Regions from separate parts of the Mus musculus genome. Here region 2 is linked to region 1. A link is a loop called in an ENCODE intact Hi-C map of the cell type or tissue named here. Cell type or tissue: heart. All regions are shown on one strand. Links, peaks and the distances in the headings refer to the core of each region. The heading gives the core; the rest is flanking DNA.

What was found. Peaks named below come from ENCODE experiments on the same cell type or tissue, not always from the same donor. Only the 100,000 strongest peaks of a DNase experiment are listed, where the experiment ranks them.
Region 2: it touches region 1 in a loop (6-fold over the local background); 7 of 42 quality-filtered maps call a loop at or near these places.

Annotation. Positions count from the first base shown.
Region 1 is chr8:69,017,316-69,028,134 of GRCm38, forward strand. No RefSeq gene overlaps it. Among named protein-coding and RNA genes, the nearest start is that of Gm33103, 20 kb to the left of the region's middle. In heart, for the core only: CTCF peaks have their summits at 3,002 (motif pointing right) and 6,290 (motif pointing left); a DNase peak (open chromatin) is centred at 6,196.
Region 2 is chr8:68,948,553-68,959,371 of GRCm38, forward strand. Gm32997 (a long non-coding RNA gene) reads left to right here and starts at 5,451. Exons shown (of 3, transcript XR_379062.3): 1 at 5,451-5,540; 2 at 6,853-6,991; 3 at 7,171-7,631. In heart, for the core only: a CTCF peak has its summit at 7,264 (motif pointing right); DNase peaks (open chromatin) are centred at 5,589 and 5,719; H3K4me3 peaks cover 687 bases; H3K27ac peaks cover 942 bases.

The sequences.
Region 1 (10,819 bases), core at 1,389-9,388:
TCATCCTTGCAGAAAGATTAAAATCAAGGTTTCTAAAACTAGCAATATGGTGTTTATTACGAGCACAAATGCTAACCTCGGCGAAATGTTGCTAGGCAGCAGGAGCTGTGTGCAGGCTGGCCAGTTGTCTGCAGGGGCCTGGACGGGAGTCATCGGTGGAGAGGTTCTTGTTAGGAGCTCAGTGAATCACAGAAAGGGCTTTCTAAGAACAATGGCGAGTCCAGTACCTCTTAGTGAAAAATGCATGACTTCCCTCAGCCTGGTCCCCCCTGACTTCCCTCTTGCCACGCCTATAAAATGAGAGCATTTTTCAGCTGGGCTATGGGGAACTCGGGCTGCTTAGCACTACGAAAGAGAGACCAGGCTAACTAGCCACAGTGAAGGAACTTAATATTGAACCTAGGGAGAGCCACAGGAGCATAAAACAGATACTGTCACCCCAAATGAAAGAAACATCATCAGGAGCCCCTATTCTTGGGAGTAAGTGTGAATATTTTTTTAAAAAAGCATGAATTTAAGCACCACATCTGGGGTAGTGTGGAGGTTGGGATAACTTGATGCAGACACCTTCATTTTCCCTGGAGGGAAGCAGAGACTCAGAGGTGATCCCACCTGCCCAGATTGACAATTGGCCAAAACTAGAACTGGTCCCAGGTCTGTTTACCCCTTCCTCAGGACTCAAAGCCTTCACACAATGCCTTGTCCAGAGCTACACAAGAACCCCAAGGTCACTGAGGTAAGGGTGAGCCCTTGGCCTGCTGTACAGGATTAGAGAGTTGCAACCAAGTGTTCAGCAAGTAGCTCATGAACAGTGCCTGGAGCTCACACTATCAACTTTCCTTTGGCTCTTCCCTTTATAAATGTCTTTTACTCTGTCTCTTCCTACCTGCCTATGTCTCCTCTGTCAGGCAAGTATTCAGTCCTCACCAGAGCAAAAAGCCCAAGTTCCCACATCTCTACCCACTGATTCACAGCCTTTCGTTTGATACTGCAATGCTTTGGAAAGGGGAAGGGGGACCATGGCACATTTTTAACCTTCCATTATCCTCACCATTGCTGAAGCAGACTTTCAAGGCACTCCTTGCCACAGACTAACCTCTACTGGGTCTCCTATCTGTAGGGAACGGGTTTCTGGTTGCAGGTGAGCAAGGGTCGGTGAGAGTTGACAAGCAGACACAAGAGAGCGCTGAATATGAATGTATTTTGTCCAAACGAGCACCAGACTTTTACTACAGAAGAAAAACAAGAAAGTCAGGCGAACACATCCGCCAAGTTAGATTGACACAAAACAAAAAGGAATACATACATAAAAAGATGGTGGGAGCCAGGCTGAGTTTACCACTGAGAATAGGAACAACCCTTAATTTAAAAGATCAGCTAAACACAGTAGCCAGGTGAATGCTCTGATGCAATGCTAGTCTATTGTTAAACCCACCATCAGGGTTTTGTTTTTTTGTTTTTTTGTTTTGGTTTGATTTGGTTTTGGTTTTTCGAGGCTGGGTTTCTCTGTGTAGCCCTGGCTGTCCTAGAACTCACTCTGTAGACCAGGCTGGCCTCAAACTCAGAAATTACCTGCCTCTGCCTCCCAAGTGCTGGGATTAAAGGCGTGCACCACCACGCCCGGCTCAAAGGGTTCTTTAGTAAATTCCTGATTATGCTATTCCTCTGAGCTAGTGAAAAAACCTGCACCAAAGGAATTCCCTTCTACTAACCCTTTCATGCGACAATCTACCTATTTCCTAGGCCATTGTGTATTCCTGTGGTTGGGTGTGACTCAGCTATTGTCCTAAGTAATTAATATGCAGACTAGCCCTGAGCTTTCCTAGTTCTGTACTTTGTAATGCCTGATTATTTTCACTGTCTATTTTCACTGTGAATTTGAGTGTTCCTGAATAGGTAACATTCTTACTGAATTCCAAGCTCAGGGTCGGCTTCAAGGATTTTCTAGGAACCGTTGGAACACTGGTGGAGGCTTAGCTATGTCAAAATCAAACCTTAAAGGCACTTATAAGAAAACAATACTGAAAGAGAGCACAGGGATCCAAACACCAGACTAACGTGGGGACAGGCTTTGAATAAACGGGCTATGGGAATGCCAAGGTTCCAGGAGGCAAAGCTTCCTTGAAACTCCCTGCCTCAGGACTGCTTCCAGGCTTTCAGGCCTGTAATGCGTGTCACTACTGGTGTGGATGTAGCAACTCCTAAATGTCACCAGTCATGGACCTTTACAATCTTCTTTCTTCTTGGCCTTTTGCTGTGTTCCTGGCCACTACTTCCCTGAACTGTCTTCTCTCTGTTTCCAACAGCCTCCATTTCCCCCTGATTTATCTCTACTGCTCTGTGTCATTCTGCTTTATGGCCTGTGCATCATACTGGTCTCTAACTTAAAATTTATTCTCTCCTGGACCAAAGGATCAATGATACCCACCACTCAAGAAGGAGGGAAGCCGTACAGTCTCACACTTCTTTCTGTTCCTCCCTTTGGGAAAACCTTGCTAATTAAGGTCACAGTCTACCATGACTAGATAGCTCCTCTGAGCTCCACAGAAAATGGAGGTCTCCCTTTACCAGCAAGGCTTCCCCTTTTCTAACCATGTCTGTGGATCTTGACTCCCCACACCCTTACCTGGGGAAGGTTGAGTAGTTCTTGGCAGACTTACAAACTTCCTCTTTTTCCCCTATAAGAATGTGCCCAGCAAGTACCTGAGATTCCCGGAAAGTCTCCATACAAATGAGGCATTCACAGAACTTTAAACTCTAGCCAATGATTTTCAGTTACCCTGAAAATTCCTTCCCACTCTCCAAGGTTGCTGTATACCCCGGTTCACCTCAAATAAAGTGTAGGCATACCAGCCCACCCCAAATATAGCTAAGTGAGATGTTTCACAGAAGACTGTCTATCAAAGAAGGCCTTCATCTTTAGAGAAGCACCGCTCCTCCCAGCAGGCCAGGAGATCCTAAAGCCCCACCCGTTCCAGACTGTGCTTCATCCTCCAAGCCAGTAGGGGGCATCTGACCACCCTAGAGGCAGGAAGCAGAGGATGAGGAAACCCAGCTGGACCCCCAAAAGGCACACCTTACCACACTCCCCCTATTCAGTTTATAATATTTTACAAATTCTGCCTTCTTTTGTTCATCCCCTCTCTTACCTGTTTATGTCCTTTCTTGGTATTTATACTAAAACACCTAGCTGGGAGGCATTAGAGTCTGCAGACAAGAGAGCCAGCCCTTGTGATTCTCAGGCATGCCATGCTGGGGACTGGGTCCAAGGCCCCACAGTAGCTGGCATCTGTGTTAATCCTTAGCCCATGTTACCACCAAGAACCATGTGGAAGTCCATGGCCTGAACCCAGGCTGTGCTGCCACCTGAACCTGAAAGAGTAGTAAACTCAGTGCTCCAAGGTATGCTAATCATAAAACAGATAGCGACATTCCTTCCTCCACCCACCCACTTCCTGGGTTCAAAGAGTGTTCATTGGAGGAAAGTCACCCTGACCCACCCTGACCATTGCTGGAACCCACTATGCAAAGGTGCTATTGCTAGGCACTCTTAGATTGTTAGGGGCTCTTAGAAACTGTCTTGAGAGATAACCTGACACTTGTGACTTTGTACTTCCTTGTGACTCTTAACTGGTATTTTTGGTATTTTCCAACAATGCCCTTCCCACCTCCTTGAGTTGTGGTTCCTTCCTTTAAATACCCCCTTACTCAGCTACTTGGGGCGCCACGGTCCTCTACCCCTGCGTGGTGTATGACCGTGGGCCCGAGAGCGCTCTTGAATAAAAATCCTCTTGCAATTTGCAGCAAGACCGTTTCTCGTTGGTGATTTTGGGGTGTCGCCTCTCCTGAGTCAGAACATGGGGGAGTCCTCACGTTGTGGGTCTTTCAAACCCATGTTGATATCCATGGTCCAAGAAGCTTCCAAGGGCCTTGTCTGGGTCTGCGGTCCTACTGCAGCAGAGGACCATGGTCCTGGTCTGGGCTACCTCCAGAAACTGTGAAAACCCATGACCCATGCTCCAGTTGACTGTGAAGAGCAAGGAGGCAACTTTTGCTGTCATATCTGTGACTCCAGATGCACAGCTGAGGGGGACACAGAAGGCTCCTGTGACAACTCCTACTCCCCCTCAACGACCCCCACCCCAACACAGCAACAAAAAGTAAGCCATCGAAACAGCCGTTTAAAAGTATGACAGAGATGCTGAACAGTAGTTCCATACAATTGATGGCTTCTAGCTGAGGTGTGGGATAGGACGGACTCAGTTTTATCTAAAGGGCAGGTCACGGAGAGTCTGACCATGCTTCAGTGAGTGTATGGATAGCACAAGGTAGGCTTGGTGTTCTTTCCTTCTTTCCTTCCTTCCTTCCTTCCTTCCTTCCTTTTTCTTCTTATTTTTATTTTTTACTTCTTTTGAGAGGAAAATCACAATAGGGTCAGACATGGAAAAACTGAGAAGAGATTGTGATTGGAATGCATGCTGTGAAACTCCCAGAGAGTCAATAAAAACATCATGGGGGGGGGGGAATAACACCTAGCTCGTCTTCCTGATCACACAGAGAAAGAACTTTATAAAAGCACAAAGTCAGGTGTGGTGGCTCGTGCCTATAATCCCGACACTAAGGAAGCTGAGGCAGGAGAATTGCTGTGAATTCAAGTTCAGCCTGGACTACATAGTGAATTTTATCTAAGCTATTGAATAGTGAGCTCTAGGCTCATTATTTTAGAACACCAAAAATACAATAGAAGTACAAACACTGCTACATTAAGACGAAAGTAAAACATTTAAGTCATCCAGGGAAGGTGGTTCCAGGGCTCCTCCTAGAACCTGGAACATCCCCTGGTGCTTAATTTCTTACATACAATAATAACCCCGTATAAACTGTATCCTCCTGTACTCTTTAAACTATCTCTAGATTATCAAGATACTTAATCAAGTATCAAGTCAACAGAATCCTGACTTGCTGAGGAGACAAGCCTCTAGACACGTCAGTGAGAGAGTTTCTAGATTAGGTTAATTGAAATGGGAAGACCCACCCTACAGGGCCCCGGCACCACTCCACAGCCTGTAACCCCAGGCTGCATACAAAGCAGGAAGCTAGCTGAGTGTCAGCGTTCCTCTCTGTTTTCTGACAGCAGATGTGATACACAAGCTGCCTCAAGCTCCTGCCACCATGACTTGCCCACCACGATGGCCTGTCCCCTCAAACTGAGACAAAGTAAACCCATCCTCCTTTGCTCTGCTCTTGTCACACTTGATAGCAGCAGCAGACAAGTAACTATATTATGTTCACAAGCACTTTTATTGACAGGGCTGTTGAGGTTTTGTCGTTTAATGTCTATTGCAATGCTAAGTGCAAGACCCCAAAACCTGGAGCATGCATGTGTAGCCCCTGTGACCCTGGCCCCAGTTAACTGTGATTAGTAAATAAAGATGCCAACAGCCAATGGGTAGAGGAGACATAGGTGGGGATGAGGTTTCAGAAGCCGTCATGGAAAAAGGAGAACGTGAAGGAGGGAGGAGAGCCGTGGAAAAACTGAGCCACAAGTATGTGGCTAGCCAATTGGAGCTAAGGGCAGCCCAGATAAACATATTAAGTAATAACTTGGGTTATCGATAGGAAGGTAGATTCTAACAGCATGGAGGGTGGGGTTGCTGCCCAGCTACTGTGCTGACTAAGGCTATTTAAAAATATAAAGGCTGTGTGTGTCTTTCATCCAGGGACATAAATGATCTAAGGCAGGGAAGAAGCCCCAGGCCACATTGCTAAATATTTTTAGTACACAGGGTTATGCCCTCAGCTCCGGTCTTGTTTTTCCAGCATGATAACACTATAAGAGCTTCACATGTCATAACGATGACGATGGAAATGAATGAATTAGTGAGTTAGTGAGTGTAAACTGAAGGAGAGAGATGGGCGAAGGCCAAGGCAGAGAACACAATAGCATACATAGATTAGGGAGTCATCCACTGAACTTAAATGATAGGATCTGGGAAACACTGGCTTGGCCCTGAGAAGCTAGAACTTACAGCAAGCAAACCACAGCGCCTGTGGCGGCTTGTATGCTCTAACCTGGAAGGTGCCAGATGAGTGATCAAAACAAGGCCACTTCATAAATTTCCCGCAGGCCTTTTGTCAAGTAACAGTTTCACAGCGTTGGTGAGGTGGGAGGTGTGAAGAGAGGAGCTAAAAATCCCTAAAACTTAAAAAAAAAAAAAAAAAATCCCTGAAATTGAGAAAGCAGTTGCCAAGTACACTCAACCGTGTGGTGAGGGCGCCACCTGGTGGATTTACACAGGATGAACAAAGACTGCCCAAGAATGTCAGCCCAGCCTCCTTCCAACGCTGAGTTCCAGACCTGCCTGATACAACAGAAAAATAATCCCGAACCCCTGAACCCTAGTGTAACTAAAACAACCCTGAATAACAAAAGAACCGATGGGGATTTTACTATCCCCAGTTTCAGGTTGTACTACAAAGCTATAGTAATAAAAATAGCATGATGTGGATACAAAAACAGACATGCTGACCCATGGAATCAAATTGAAGACCCAGACATAAATCTACAAGCCTATGGACAAAACTCAACTTCAAATGAATCAAAAACCTCAACATAAAACCAGATACACTGGACCTGACAGAAGAGGAAGTGGAAAGAGCTCGAGCTCATTAGCATAAGAAAAATCTCTCTTTGAACAGAAGACCGCCAGCACAGAAACTAAGATAAACAACAGATAAACAAGGAATACTTGGGAACCTAAGAAGTTTCTGCACTGCAAAGGACATCGTCATTCAGACAAAGTGTCAGCCGGTAAAATGGGAAAAGATTCTGTTACCAACCAGATATCTGATAGAGGATTAGTATACAAAAACCAAACTAGGTACCAAGAAAACAAACCAATTTTAAAATGGGGCACAGATCTAAACAGAAAATTCTCAAGAGGAAATTCAAAAAGCCTGACAAACTCTTAAAGAAATGTTCAACATTCCTTAGCCACCAGGAAATGCAAATCAAAACTATTCTGAGATTTCAAGATACACCTGTCAGAATGGCTAAGACCAATAAAAGAAGTGACAGCTCGCCGGGCGTGGTGGCACACGCCTTTAATCCAAGCACTTGGGAGGCAGAGGCAGGCGGATCTCTGAGTTGGAGGCCAGCCTGGTCTACAGAGTGAGTTCCAGGACAGCCAGGGCTACACAGAGAAACCCTGACTGGGGGGGGGGGGGGTGACAGCTCATGCTGGCAAGGATGTGGAGGAGAACACTTATCCATTGCTGGTGGGGGTGAAAATGTGTACACTCCCTGTGGAAATCAGTGTGGAGTTCCTCAGAAAGATGGGGATAGATAGATCTACCTCAACATCCAGCCCTATCGTTGGCATGTACCATACAGACACTTGCTCAACCATGTTCAGTAGTTCGTTGTTACTCTATTGATAGTAGCCAGAAACTGGAGGGAAAAAAGCTAGATGTCCCTCAACAAGAATGGATAAAGAAACTGTGGTACGTTTACACACTAGAGTATTACTTAGCTGTTTAAAAAAAAGACAACTTTTGTAGATAAATTGATGGAATAGAATAAATTATCCAGAGTGAGGTAACCTAGACCCAGAAAGACTAATATGGTATGTATTTGTTTATATGTGGGTATCAGCTGTTAAGTCAGTGATCACCAAGCTATACTCTGAAGAGCAACAGATAGATATAGGGTAAGGGAAAGGAAATAGAATATATAGTTATGGGTGGATGGGGGAGCCAGAATGGGAGAATAAAGAGAAGAAGTGAGAAGAGGAAGATGAGGGAGGGAACAGAATGAGAGGCAGCTAAATAAAGGGGCATTTGAGTGGTAATATGGAAAACTAACACAATAGAAACTACCTAAAATATATGCATATATGAAGGGATAGATAAGATCACCAAGTTATGGGGAGACAGAGTCTGAACTGGTTATCTCTTATCACCACATGAATCTTCCAATATTAGGATTGGGTTACATCTTATTGAGTTGTAGGCCAAGGAGTTTCATGGGAACCCCTCAAACAACCCAAGTCGTTGCTGAAACTATAGGTTGCTCTCCACAAAACTGAAGGGAAGGCCCTATTGCTGAAGACAATACCTACACAACCCATTGACTATGGAGAAGTAGAGGCAGTGCCTGCAAAGAGCCTTCACTCCTACATTCTAGCATCTTTGGAACACCAGAAGGGAAACATGAACATCATGCCGACCACAAACCTTTGATCTACAGTAGTGTCTTGCCTGCAACGTAAGTAGGGCAATGGTGGCACAAGGCTTATGGGAGTAACCAACCAATATAAGATTTGACTTAAGACCTACACCATGACATGGAAACTATACCCAACACTGCTTGGATGCAACAACCAGAGACTAGATTGCTTAGAGACCTAGGGTAAAACCAAATATTATTATTAAGGGGAAAAATGCAGCAATGAAATGACTCCTAATGACATTCTGCTATATTGATAGATTTGTGCCCTGCTCAGTTATCATCAGGGAAGCTTCCTCCTGCAACAGATAGAGAACGAGACAGGACAAAGACCCATAGCCAGACAGTATGAGAGTGAGTAACCTTGGAATGCTCAGCCCCAAGAGATTGTCTCTATCACATCCTCCCCTTGGGGCTCAGTAAACTCTCAGAGTAGGAAGCAGAAAGAGTGTAAGAGCCAGAAAGGATGGAGGACACCAAGAAAACAAGGCCCTCTAAATCAACAGGACCTTCACACATGAACTCACAGAGACTAAAGCCACAGCCACCGTGTACCAGCTCTTTCATCCAGCTGAGAAGAGAAGTGGATACAAGCCCCACTGGAACCCAGCAGCTGTCTCTAATTGATAACCACTTTGCAAATAAAAATAAAATTTGTTTCCTCGGAGGGAGTCTCACTGGGGAAACAAACCTCTCTTAAGGGTAGGCCCCATGGCCAGCAGTAGACGGCCGACACAAAACAACTCAGAAGCATCTTTGGAGGCTTCTTGTCTCGTAATGTCCTGATTAGGGCTTTTCCTCTTCTTCTTCTTCTTTTTTTTTTTTTAATTTTATCTTGTTTTTTATTTTTATTTTATTTTGTCTCCCCAACCCAGGTCCTTCGCATATATACTAGGTTTCCAGTTTATTGTTTTTGTTTTTTTTTTCTTATTGTTTTTGGTTTTTGAGGCAGTGTTTCTGTGTAGCCCTGGCTGTCCTGCAGCTCATATAGATTAGCTGGCTTCAAACTCAGAGATCTGCTTTACTCTGCCTCCTGTGTGCTGGGATTAAAAGTGTGTGCCACCACATCTGGCCAGTTTACTGGTTTTATGAGATTCTGAGTATGCAAATAACAAGTGGATCTATTTCTTATGCTTTTAATTTTTTTTGTGTGTGTGAAGAGCTCTTTTCTTCTGTTTTGTGTTTTGTCCTATTCCAATGTTAGCTTTGGTTTTATCTTATTATATTTTTTTACTATCCCTTAAAGGTCCCTTTGTTTTCTAATAAACAACAGAAATGGAATAGATCCAGCTGGGAAAGGAAGTGGGAAGGGCTGAGGAGGAGGAAGAAGAGGAAGAAGAGGAGGAGAGGAGGAGGAAGAAGAAGAGGAGGAGGAGGAGGAGAGAAAACTTTTATCAGGACACATTATGTGAGAAGATAATCTATTTTAAATAAAAAGGAAATGCCAAAATTAATTAATTAATTAATTAATTAATTAATTAATTAAAAACAAAAAATAAAAGTATATAATTCTCTGATTTTTCTTAAGCTTTCATCCTCTTTACATACATGCATGTGTGTATATGTCTGTATTTATTTTTCTATTGCTACTAGAACAAATCCTACAAACTCAGTGGCTTAAAACAATACATCTTTTTCAAAACTCTTACTGTTCTGTAGAATAGAAATCCAAAATAAATGTCGCTGGGCTAAAATCCACGAGATGGCAGGAGGCACTCTTCTGCAGGATCAGAGTTCTGAAGAATCTGTGTCTGCGCTTTTCCCAGCTATCTGAGACCCCCATGTTCTCACAGCCCCTTCCACCTTCAGAATCCTTCTGACCCTTCTCTGGCCACACTTCACACTCGCACATTGGCTGGGACAGGTTCCCTTCCCTTAAAGATTCCATTTCTTAGATACAATCTGTCTCCTTCTCTCCCCCGCCCCCAACCCAACCCCAGAATCTGAAGACATATAATCACACCTGTAAATTTCCATGTTGTTGAGGCTCAGGCAAAGATACCCTGGGATGGTGCTTTGATCCACTATCAGGCCTGAGAAGTTGCTCAGAATGCAGGTTCCTCTGACCTTGTCTGCTTTCTCTCCTGAGCACAGGAACAGGCTCACTCTGGAACTCACTTATCTGACCAAAGGGAGAAGTGCAATTGTCTTAAAAACCTCTCCCTAAGCATCCCATCAAATAACCAGGGAAGATTAACTACTGGGGACAGAGACTAGCCATCTCCACACCTCCTGCCCAGACAGCTTTTCCAGTTTTTCCTCTCTAGCACATGGATGAACTCCAGCGCTGAGCTGCACCTCCAGCCTCCCCACCCCCTTGCCTTTTCATCTATTCTTCTGAGGACAACTCCTGGAGATTGCTCAAGAGCCTTTATCTACCCACCCCGCCAACCTTTGTTCCTCTCGCACATTCCTTTCCCTACCTCTCCCACTGCTTGCTGACAACACCCTCCCCTCCCGAGGATTCCAAGCTTCTCCCTATCCGAGTCTCCTTTCTTCTCTACAGCTGGAGAATTATGAAAGACTTGACCATCAGATCCTTTAGAGGAGACTAATCCTTTGTTCTGGTTTTGCCCAGTCATACACTCCCTC
Region 2 (10,819 bases), core at 1,918-9,917, 68 kb before region 1:
TGCTCTGCCATACTCTCCTACCTATGGAGAATGGAAACGTCTAGAAACTATGAGCCAAAATAATGCTGTCCTTCTTTCCTTCCGTCCTTCCTTCCTTCCTTCCTTCCTTTCATATTCCTTCCTTCTTTCCTCCCTCCCTCCCTCCCTCCCTCCCTCCCTCCCTCCCTCCCTTCCTTCCTTCCTTCCTTCCTTCCTTCCTTCCTGTTTTCTTTCCTTTTTTCCTTCTTTCCTTCTTTCCTTCTTTCCTTCCTTCCTCTCCTTCCTTCCTTTGTTCTTTCCTTCCTGCCTGCCTGCATAAACTGAGAACATAGGGGGAGTTCAGCCAAAAGCATCAGGAAGAGTCCAGAACAAAGACTTAGAAAGTAGTAAACTGACCCTGGCCTACAAACTGGACCAGGTTGTGAGAGGAGAGAAGACAAAGAGAGTGCAGGTAAAGTAGAGCAAGAAAGAGGGCCAAGAGAGAGGGGCAAGAGAGAGGGGCAACACAGCATAGAGCTGACATAGTGTGAAGCTGTGGGAAGGAAGCACATGAGCTAGAGTTTAAGGTAAAGGATAGAGTTAGGAAAGCTGAGAAGAAACACAGGTACTTGAGGAAGCCTGGTAGCCAGGAAGCCCTTTGGTATTCTAATAGACACCAAAGATAGCTAGTTGTCTTGAGTTTCTTTTGGCCTGAACCAACCTTCCATCCTCCCTCCCTCCCTCCCTCCCTCCCTCCCTCCCTCCCTCCCTCCCTCCCTCCCTTCCTTCCTTCCTTCCTTCCTTCCTTCCTTCCTTCCATTGTCTGTTAGGGAGTTTGATCACAGAACTCCAGATGTAAGTACTACACCCATCTCCATTTCAGTTTGGTGGATAGGATGAATTAATCTACAAAAAGTGGATAACTTCATATATAGAAACAACAAGTTGAAATGTAGAATGGATAAAAATGCTTTATTGGCTGGTGGCTCTTCAATTACAGTCATGCATAGTGCTCTCTTTGTACCATATTAAATAAACCCTTTTTCTTTAAAACAAAGGGAAAAACTATTAACAATTATAACAAAAACAACAAAATACCTAGAAACTGATTTTTAAAAACACATTAAAATTATACCTGGAACAGATAGTACAAATAGAGAAAAAGCAGATGAAGAAATAGAACATTAGTCCATAATTTGGATGAGAACTTTCAAAAAGAAAACTATGTACATGTTTCTTTAATCACTTGCAAATTAAATAAGATTAAGAAGAAAGGTTGTGAGAAAGAACAAGAATAGAACACAAGGATAAACTTTGCCACATATTAAGATCAAGCAATGTAATAAAAACAGTATTGTCTGGTGGGTGAAGAGATAAGGCAATAGTGCAAAAACAGACAATATGTGTCTAACTAGTGCATATGCTTATCTGGTTAGTATGCATTGACAATAGGACAACCTTTCAAATCATTAGAAAATAACTAAAATTATATTAGTTCATATGTGCTCTTTTAACAGTTGTTAGCCACAGAGAAAAGCAAATTTATCACCACTTCATATATTTTAAAGATTTTATTTTTATCTGCTACCATGGCAGATAAAAATATCTGCATGGGGACCTTGCATGCAATGGCTGTGAGCTGCAGCTTATTTTGGAGTGCACTGAACCTTTTGCCTACAGGTGTTGCCCAATGGGACTTTGGAGACAGTTTTCTGGGTGTATATTCATGTCTCTGATCTCAGCACTGTCCCTAGTCTAGCCATTAGACAGGTAGGTATGTCTGTTGCCTTTGGGAAGCCCCAGGGCAGTGACCAGAATTCACACTGGGCAGGTCATCCTGTCCACTGTAAGGACTGTGTGATTTATGTTCCCTGGCTGCCAGAAGAGCCACACCTTAAAAAACTGGGACGTCACCAAATCTAATGCAGATGAACCTGATGACCTGCTAGCTGAGGAGCAGCGCATCCTTGATGGCTGTGGGGTCCAATGCATCTCCAGTGTGGTCCCCTAGGCAAATGGTCGGCCCTGCACTCCTGAGGGCTTCCACTGTCCTAGGCTGCACCCTACCAAATCATCTTCAGATCTAGTCAAAAATTCATTTTTACTTATGTATGTATAGCACCTATGTAAGTATATGCCTCTTGTGGGTGAGCGCCAGTGGAGCCTGGAAGAGAGTCTCAGATCCCATAAAACTGGAGTTAGATACAGCTGTGAGGCACCCCATACAGGTGCTGGAAACCAAACCAAAGGATCCCTTAGCTTCTCTTAGCATTTCTCCAATACCCATTAGTTTATATCTTACAAATAAACAAACAAACAAACTCTACATGACCTAACATTTAAAAATCATAAATATGCTAAAAGAAAATGCAACAGCCAAAAGGATCTTATTCTTGGGGTTGATAAGGCATTCCTGAGTATAAAATGACCCAGAAGCCATAACAAAAATTAAAGTCTGAACCTTCATTAAGTTAAAGTATCTTTGTGTATCCACAATAAAGAAAAAATTACAGGGATAATTTCTTATTTAAAAAAGCATCTATAAATCAATAAATTATTTTCTGGCAAATTATTAAAGAAATATAAAAATGCAACCAGATATTCAGAGATAACATATAGTTTTAGAATTTGTAAAATGGTATTTCATTTTAGATTTAGTCATAATAACATGAATGAAAAGCAAAGCTAAAAAGAAAAATGACATCTTTGAAAAAAGTGAAAATTTAATTAAAAACTGTATTGATAAAAATATGATGCATTTCTATATAGTTCTATGTTACTGTATAAAAAGAAATAATTTCATATGCATTAAAATGGCAAGATCTGAAAATGTATTGTCAAATAGTTACAGAATGTTTGTTATCCCTTGTGGGAGGGAAGCATACAGAACTAAATACTTTCTGGTTTTTTTGCTTACAACTTAGTGTGTGTGTGTGTGTGTGTGTGTGTGTGTGTGTGTGTGTGTGTGTGTGTGTGTGTGTGTGTAGTGGAAAGTTTGGAAAGTCAGATGTGTTGGATGTTTTGTTGGGGCAGATATGTGAAGGAATGTTTTCCTGAAGCAGACATACATGAAAAGATGTTTTGCTAAAGCAAACACATGAGAGGACACACGATATTAAAAAGGACCCAACAGATGGTGGATGATGTTGGATGGTATTGATATGTTTTGCCATTCCTTAATGGTCATCGTTGGCTGCTTCTGCAGACTCCGGCAAATTAATAGAGTGATGTCAGCTGAGGCAAGACCTATGGCAGGACACATTATGTTTGGAGGGAGTATAAATAGGACCCAACGGACAGTGACATGTCTTGCATAGCTAGCTTTACAATGCTTCTTGGTCTTGTGCCTTCACTGATCTTTGTTGCCTTGAGAGAGGCACAGCAGAGAACTTCTCCTGGTGTCCCTGCTAGTCCTGGTGGTTTCTGCTGACTTGTGCTGATTCAGTAGATGCGTGGCTGTTTCTGCTGGGTTCTGCCACCACTGCTGATTTGTGTTTGCTCTCCTGACGTTGCTGAAGTGGACTGCTGCTGTATATTCTACAACGCAGATTGGATTTGCTCCAAAGAACTATTTCTAAGCTGTTCCACTTCCCCATATCCTAATAACCTTTCTTTTCCACTACCTCTGGTGGGTGGTGGGCTAGAAGGGAGGTTAAACCATTCAAGACCCTTACTAAATGTAGATTTTGAAAAGAAATCAACGCCTACATGTGTGTGTATGTGTATGTACCATATTGACAAAGCTGTATGTATTTACAATGTACAACATGATATATAAAGTATGCATACACTATGGAAAGACTAGCTCTAGCTAACTTACAAATGAAATACCTCACATACTTACAATTTTTGTAAAATATTTCCAATATCCTAAGATTTTATACAATACATTGATCTGCCACCATGTTACACAATAGCTCGCTTAAACTTGTTCTTCCTGCCTCACTGAAATCTTGTACCCTTTAGCGGAGCCTCTCCAACTCTCACTAACCAACTCAGCCACAGAAAAATCTACTCTACTTTCCATTTCTGTGATCCAAAAAAAAGTCCAGAAAATGTAGATTCAAATGTGGTGAAGTGACATCTCAACAACTGTTACAACAGCTGTTACATAAAAAAAAAAAAAAAAAAAAAAAAACTATGCCATTGAGATGGCTCAGCACATAAAGTTATGTGCCACCAACACTGACAGGCTGAATTCTGTCCCCAGGACCCACAAGGTGGAAGGTGGGAACAGTTTCCTAAAAGTTACCCTCTAACCTCTACATTCACACTATGACACACACATGCCTGCATACACACAGACACACTACACCACACCACACCGCATCATACCACACACAGACAGAGACACACCACATCACACCACACCACACAGACACTAAGTATGAATAAGTAGCTGGGAAAAAGGAAATGCTTCCACACACACCCTTGATGGGAATATAAATTAGTCCACCCATTCACTAAAGCAATTTATAATCACATGACTCAGCAATTTGTCTATCTGGCATATATCCAAAGGAGATAAAAAGCAGTGTGTTTAGGAGATGCCTACACTGTCCACAATAGTCATGAGATAGAATCAACTTTAGTGTCCATCAATAGAGAAGCAGGAAAAATGAATGTGACTAACATGCATGCGTGTTTATGAGTCCAGGAAAATGCTAGTCAGTAATAAAAAGAAGGCAGTCCTGTCATGAGTGGCAACATGAATGAACCTGGAGATTACTGTGTTATGTGAAACAGAACAGATGCAGAAAGACAATAAACTCATCTGTCTGTAGGAGCTCAAAGGACTGTACATATTTTAAAATGCACTGGCCATTCCTACTAGAATTCTCAGATTATAGAGACCTGAGACTGGAAGTAAGCGCTTCTAAGTCAGGGTACCTGATAACTAAAGGACAGAGACAGAGTTATGTTTTATAAAACCAAAGAGACAAGGAATATGTTTTGTGGAGGCGCGGTATGGTGTGGAGGAAGGCGGTGCCTCTGCGGGGCCATGCTGAGGCATCCCTTACCCTTGAGGGACCAGCCCCAGGATAGTGGGGGAGTGCGGGGGGGGGGAGGGCAAGAGAAGAGAGTAGGAGCGGAGCGAGTGGGGGGGAGCGTGGACTGGACGGGGCAAGCAGCCTCTTTTATAGTGAGTCAGGCACACCTGGCTGTTGCCAGGTAACTGTGGGGCAAAGCCTAAACCAAATGCCAAGACAGAGAACATAGCTCATCTTCTCACTGTATCCCCTGGTGTACCTTTTAATTCTTAAGTACTTGTGTGAATTTTTTCTCAAATAAAAATAAAAATTGGTTTAAAAGTTATCCAATTAAAATGTATCCAACCAACAGACACCACTGCTTTTTCGAGCCACAAATAAGATGCCTGCACTGGGAAAGAATAGAGCTGGGGAACGGATTCCGGAGAAAAGGATGTCAGTTTTTGGCACTGCTTTATCTGGGAAAAGGAAGTCTGCAGCAGTTGCTTTTGATTACATGAACAGCATTGCAGCAGAAAATACTGACGGCCAGCTGTGGTTTGTCTCTGCTGAGTCTGCAGCAAGGAGTTATTAGGGCAGAAGGGACTTGCGGTAAGAAAAAAAATGTTGGTAAAGTGCTCCACACTGTCGGTCTTGGTCAGTGCTTGAATACTAACTAGGTCACTAGACCATGTTTTTCGGGGGTGTTGCTTCATGTCCTCTCCTTTATCTTATCTCTGTGTTATCCAAACACACAGAGAGCCTGTGAGGTTACTTCAGGTCACTGTGGGAGCCACCCGGATGGGTTGGGCTGCTCACAAATCTGGCAGGGATGAGGCACCACAGAGGCAGCAGGGACAGATTTCGGGTAGCAGACAAGCTGAACACGCGAAGTCACCGCAGTTTAGCCCAGGGAAATTTTTCTAGGTGCATTTAGAATGGACTTCTAGAAAATTCTCCAGAAATGTCTAGCGGTAAATTTTGACCCACACTGGATAAACGGGAGACACTACTGTATTATTTTTAAAAAGAGGAAAAGAAGGGGAAGCAAAGTAGACCGACTTCTTGGTGTTTTCCCTGTCAAAATACTTAGTGGCAGAAATTTCAATTTACCATTCATTTTCTAAAGGGATTGTTGCCTATTTCCCTGTCCCTTGGCGTGATTCTTTTTATCTCAGTGTCCTAGTGTCCTAGACCATCCTTGCTTCAGAGCACCAGAAAAGATTTCCCAGGTATGGGTGTGGGTTAGACTTCTGCAGCCTCGTAGGACAGTTGAGGACATGATGGACCTCCTCCCTTCTGCCAACAGCTCAGGCTAGGATACAGGGTAGGAGGTAAAAATGCCTTGGGGAAAATACACATTTCCAGTTGCTGTGGGGCTTGTTATTTCTCAACTGAACAAATTATTCTATGCCTAGAAACAAAGAAGCTTTGAGGTACTTAAAATCTCTCTCTCTCTCCTCTCTCTGCAAGTGCCCCTTTCTTTCTTTCTTTTTCTATCCCTCCCCTCCCCTCCACCGCTTCCCCATGGTGACTTCACTGGCCTTGGCATTGGGGCCAGTGAACTTGTCCACCCAAGAGCAGCTTTTCAATAAACCTGCCTTTAGTGTGTGTGTGTGTGTGTGTGTGTGTGTGTGTGTGTGTGTGTGTGTGTGTGTGTGTGTGTTTGCTCTACAACAAAGAGATTAGTGGAATGAAAACTTGAGACCAAAGTCTACCATGAACTCAAATAAAGAAAAAGGACATTGGGGGCCCACGTCCTTAGGAAAAGTGAGCCAGAACACAGCTCTAGTTTCTCAAAGAGAGGCAAGAGAGACAGTTGATTTGCACCTCCCAGAGAGGTTACTTACTGTTGTCAACCGTGGCCCAAAGCAGACTTGCTTCTGGGAATTGGATTTGTCTTTAAGGAGAACTTCTTTTCCAGATACAACAACGGAGCTCTCATGTCTAACTTCCCAGAATCCAAATTCAGGAAAGTATTCTGGCTCGTTCACTCAGAACCTGTCCTTTGACCCTCATCCAGATGTGCATTAGGGGAGAACAAGAAAACATTATCAAGTGAGGTGAGCTTGTCATTTCTTCTTGATCTCCCTGGTGGCTTTGCCCTGTTCCTCACAGGGTCATTTGTACTGTTCTCTACTTTTCAAAGCGCTAATCTAAATGTAGTTCTTTGCCCATCTGGTTGGAACCACATCCCGCAGCAGAATAGCACAATTAAATCATGTACTTTCCTTCCCATCAGGGATGATTTCAACATGTGGATGAAAGGAACTCTGCAAGGAGCTGCAAGGGGGAAAAGGCTTACTGGGCTCAAAGGCACATTTTCTTCTCACCACGGGGCCTTTGCATGTCCATCAGCCACCAGAGAGCAGCAAATTCTTCATCTGCATATGATGGATCTCTCCAGTCCTAGATACGAGACTGACTCCTCAGAAGAGCACTGAGTATCCCAGCATCACTCGGATATGACTCTGTAGTGGCATGGACAGAAAGCTTCTGACCTAAGACACCATGGCTGAGGTAGAAAATGGACCTGTGCTCTGTTTAAAGGAATAAGGCCACTTTTCCAAAGCCGGTTAGGGCCCATGAAAGACTTTTTATGTTTATATGTGGGAATCCCAACCTAACCCCAAAACAATCTACAGCAGATGTTATTTAAAATGAATTCTATGTTAATAAAATAGTCTCCTATTTTGGTTTTCATTAGGTTTATTTGGGAAAGTTTGTTAAGTAGCGGGGAAAACTAACCTGAAATTGTCTTTGGATGTGTTTGGATGGAATGGGGGTTAGTTTGTTTATTAGTTTGTTTGAGATGGGGTCTCATTAAGTAGCTCAAACTGTCTTGGAACTCACTAGGTAGACCAGACTCACTTCAAACTCATCGAGACCCATCTACCTGTGTCTCCTGCCAGCTGGGATTAATGCTGGTGTTGTTACACCCAGATCTTGGATCTAGTAGTTTAATAGACTATCTTGTATTAATTCTTTAGCAGTTTCATCCTTGTAAGCATTGCATCTTGATCACACCTATCCAACATCAACCATTCCCTTCCACTCCCCAAAAGAACACCTAAGTCCCCCTTCCAGTTTTATATCCTTTCTGTTTTATTAGAATGTAATACAGTTTTGTAGATATTCTTTATTACCTTTAAATTTTAGGTTTTTTAAGATAGCACACAAGGTAATGGATTTCATTATGGAATTTTCATACACATATGCATTTATGTTTCTTTTCACTCTCTTCCCCCTCTGTGGTCTACTCCAGCCTTCCTCTTGCTGGCCCCTCACTTTCCTCATATAGCAACCCCTTGCTGAACTTTTATGTTGCTGGTATTGGGAGGTATCAAGAAGAAGACTACATGGACACGGGTTCAAGCCAATAGGAAGTCTTTATTAGCCAGCCAGCAACTACACTGGGTGTTCAGGACACCAGTGCAGTTTTGATGAGCTTTGGGCTGGCACACCCAAGTTAGCAAGAATAATTAGCCAGAAACGGAACTACAGAAGCCAAAAAGCAAGGTTAGAAGATTTTGGAAGACTTTCCTTCCTTCCTTTCTTCCCTCCCTTCCTCCCTTCCTTCCTTCCCTCCTCCCTTTCTTTCTAAGGTTACTTCTGACCATGGCTAAAGTTTAATTGTCCCTGATTGTTGTCATAGAAGCAACAAGTCTTCCCCAGTACCACACAGATTCATTCTTGTTTCATAAAGAGATCGACTCCTCTTCAATTCTGAAAAACAACCTCAGCTAAGGTGTCTAACTGGTCTTCCAGACCAGAAGCAGAATGTTCTAGATGGTCCTAGGTTTACTTGAGGACTGAGGTTTTCTTAAGTTTTTGTACCCCATAACAGGGCTGAAGTCCAGCTGTCATGAAGCCACAGTGCCTGTCCCAGCAGGGGAGTGAGAAGAGGAGCAGCTCATCATACCCTGCAGGCCCGGAAGTTAGATGTAGGTGGGCCCTGCCGTCTTCTCCATTATAGATGAACACCTGTGGTATAACATGCAAGCGGGTACAAATGAGTTGGTTTGCCAGCGTTGAAGGATTGGGTCTTTGTTCTCATTTGGCAGCTATTGCTGCCTCCTTGCTTGGGTTTTGAGCCTGAACGGTATTTCCATTGGTATTACCAATGCTAATTCAGCAGTTTCTCCAACTCATCCAGCGTGAGACTTTCCCCTCCACGTCCTGGATTGAGTTCACCCACCTTGTTGTGTGCTTTCTGAAGTCCTTGGTCATGTTTTCTAGTATATTTTTTCTAATCTTAATCCAGAGATTTCCTGATTTTCTGGAACTGGCCTATCTGTGTCCCCCGCCCAATGCATCTGTGGATGTTCTTGTTTATGGATGCCCCAGGACTAAAGCAGTCTATGTAACCACTTTCACGGTGCAGCATGTCATTCAGGGTAAATTGAATTCATGTTACCAGATATGGTTGTTCATGTCTGCCTCAAAATAAATGACCTCTTATTCATATTGAATCAAAAGTTATGTTTATATTAATAAAAAAGTTGAATATGAGCCAGGTCTGGTGGCGCACGCCTTTAATCCCAGCACTTGGGAGGCAGAGGCAGGTGGATTTCTGAGTTCAAGGCCAGCCTGGTCTACAAAGTGAGTTCCAGGACAGCCAGAGCTACACAGAGAAACCCTGTCTCGAAAAAACAACAACAACAAAAACAAACAAACAAACAAGTTGAGTATATTACACAGGTCAAATATTTGTAAAAAAAAAAATGTATAGTTAAGTCAGGATGGGGATTAAAGTCCGCTGATAAACTGCTTGCTTAGTACGTATGAAAATGTGAATAAATCATGCCTATAATCCCTCCACTCAAAAAGTGGAAGCGAAATTTAACATCATCCTCCTACATAGTAAGTTTGAAACCAACTTGGGCTAAATGAAACACTGCTTCAAAAATAAATTGTGTGTGTGTGTGAGAGAGAGAGAGAGAGAGAGAGAGAGAGAGAGAGAGAGAGAGAGAGAGAAAGAGAGAGAGAGATTACTTGAGTCGGCTCATCGTTAGTTGATCAGACGGTAACCAAAAGCTGCCTGGAAAGTGATTGGTAAAATTCATTACATTTGGAAATAGAATAATGAATACAAACTTAAAGCATAATTTCAACTAGGCTCAAAGAAAACTAAGTTTTAAAACTCATTACAATAATAAAATAATCAAAGTAGCCCATAATAATCTTTGCTGTTGCCCATGAACACTAAGCAAGATTGTCTTCTAATTCCCTCTTATTCTTTTCCAGGTCTCTAAGCCCTAGCTTTATCTGCACTGGGGTCTCCATGATTAGTTCTAGACCAATGCTGTTAATCCATCAGGAGCAAGATCTCTGACTGTGGGCTCAACATTCCTTGAAGATCAAAGTTTCCTTAGAGGCAGATGACTAGATGGGGGCAGTGGGGCGTGTGTGTGCTGACTATGTGACCAGAGAGAAAGGACTTTGTACAAACAGCAGCACTGGGCTGGAGAGGTGGCTCAGTTGTTACGAGTGATTGCTGCTTTGCATGAGGACCAGAATTCATTTCCCAGCTTCTGCATTAGATTGCTCACAATCACAGGTAACTCCAGTTCCAGGGGCTCAGATGTCCTTTTCTGGCCTCTGCTGAGACCCATGTACTTGTGGCACACAGTGATACAGACACACATAAATTAAAACAGTTTGAAAATCCTTTGTAAGGGAGCTGAAGGGGTTGGCAGCTCCATAGGAGGAACAACAATATGAAGCAAACAGTACCCTCAGAGCCCCTAGGGACTAAACCACCAACCAAAGAGTACACATGGAGGGACCCATGGCTCCGCATATGTAGCAGAGGATGTCCTAGTTGGGCATCGATGGGAGGAAAGGCCCTTGGTCCTGTAAAGGCTCTATGTCCCAGTGTAGGGGAATGC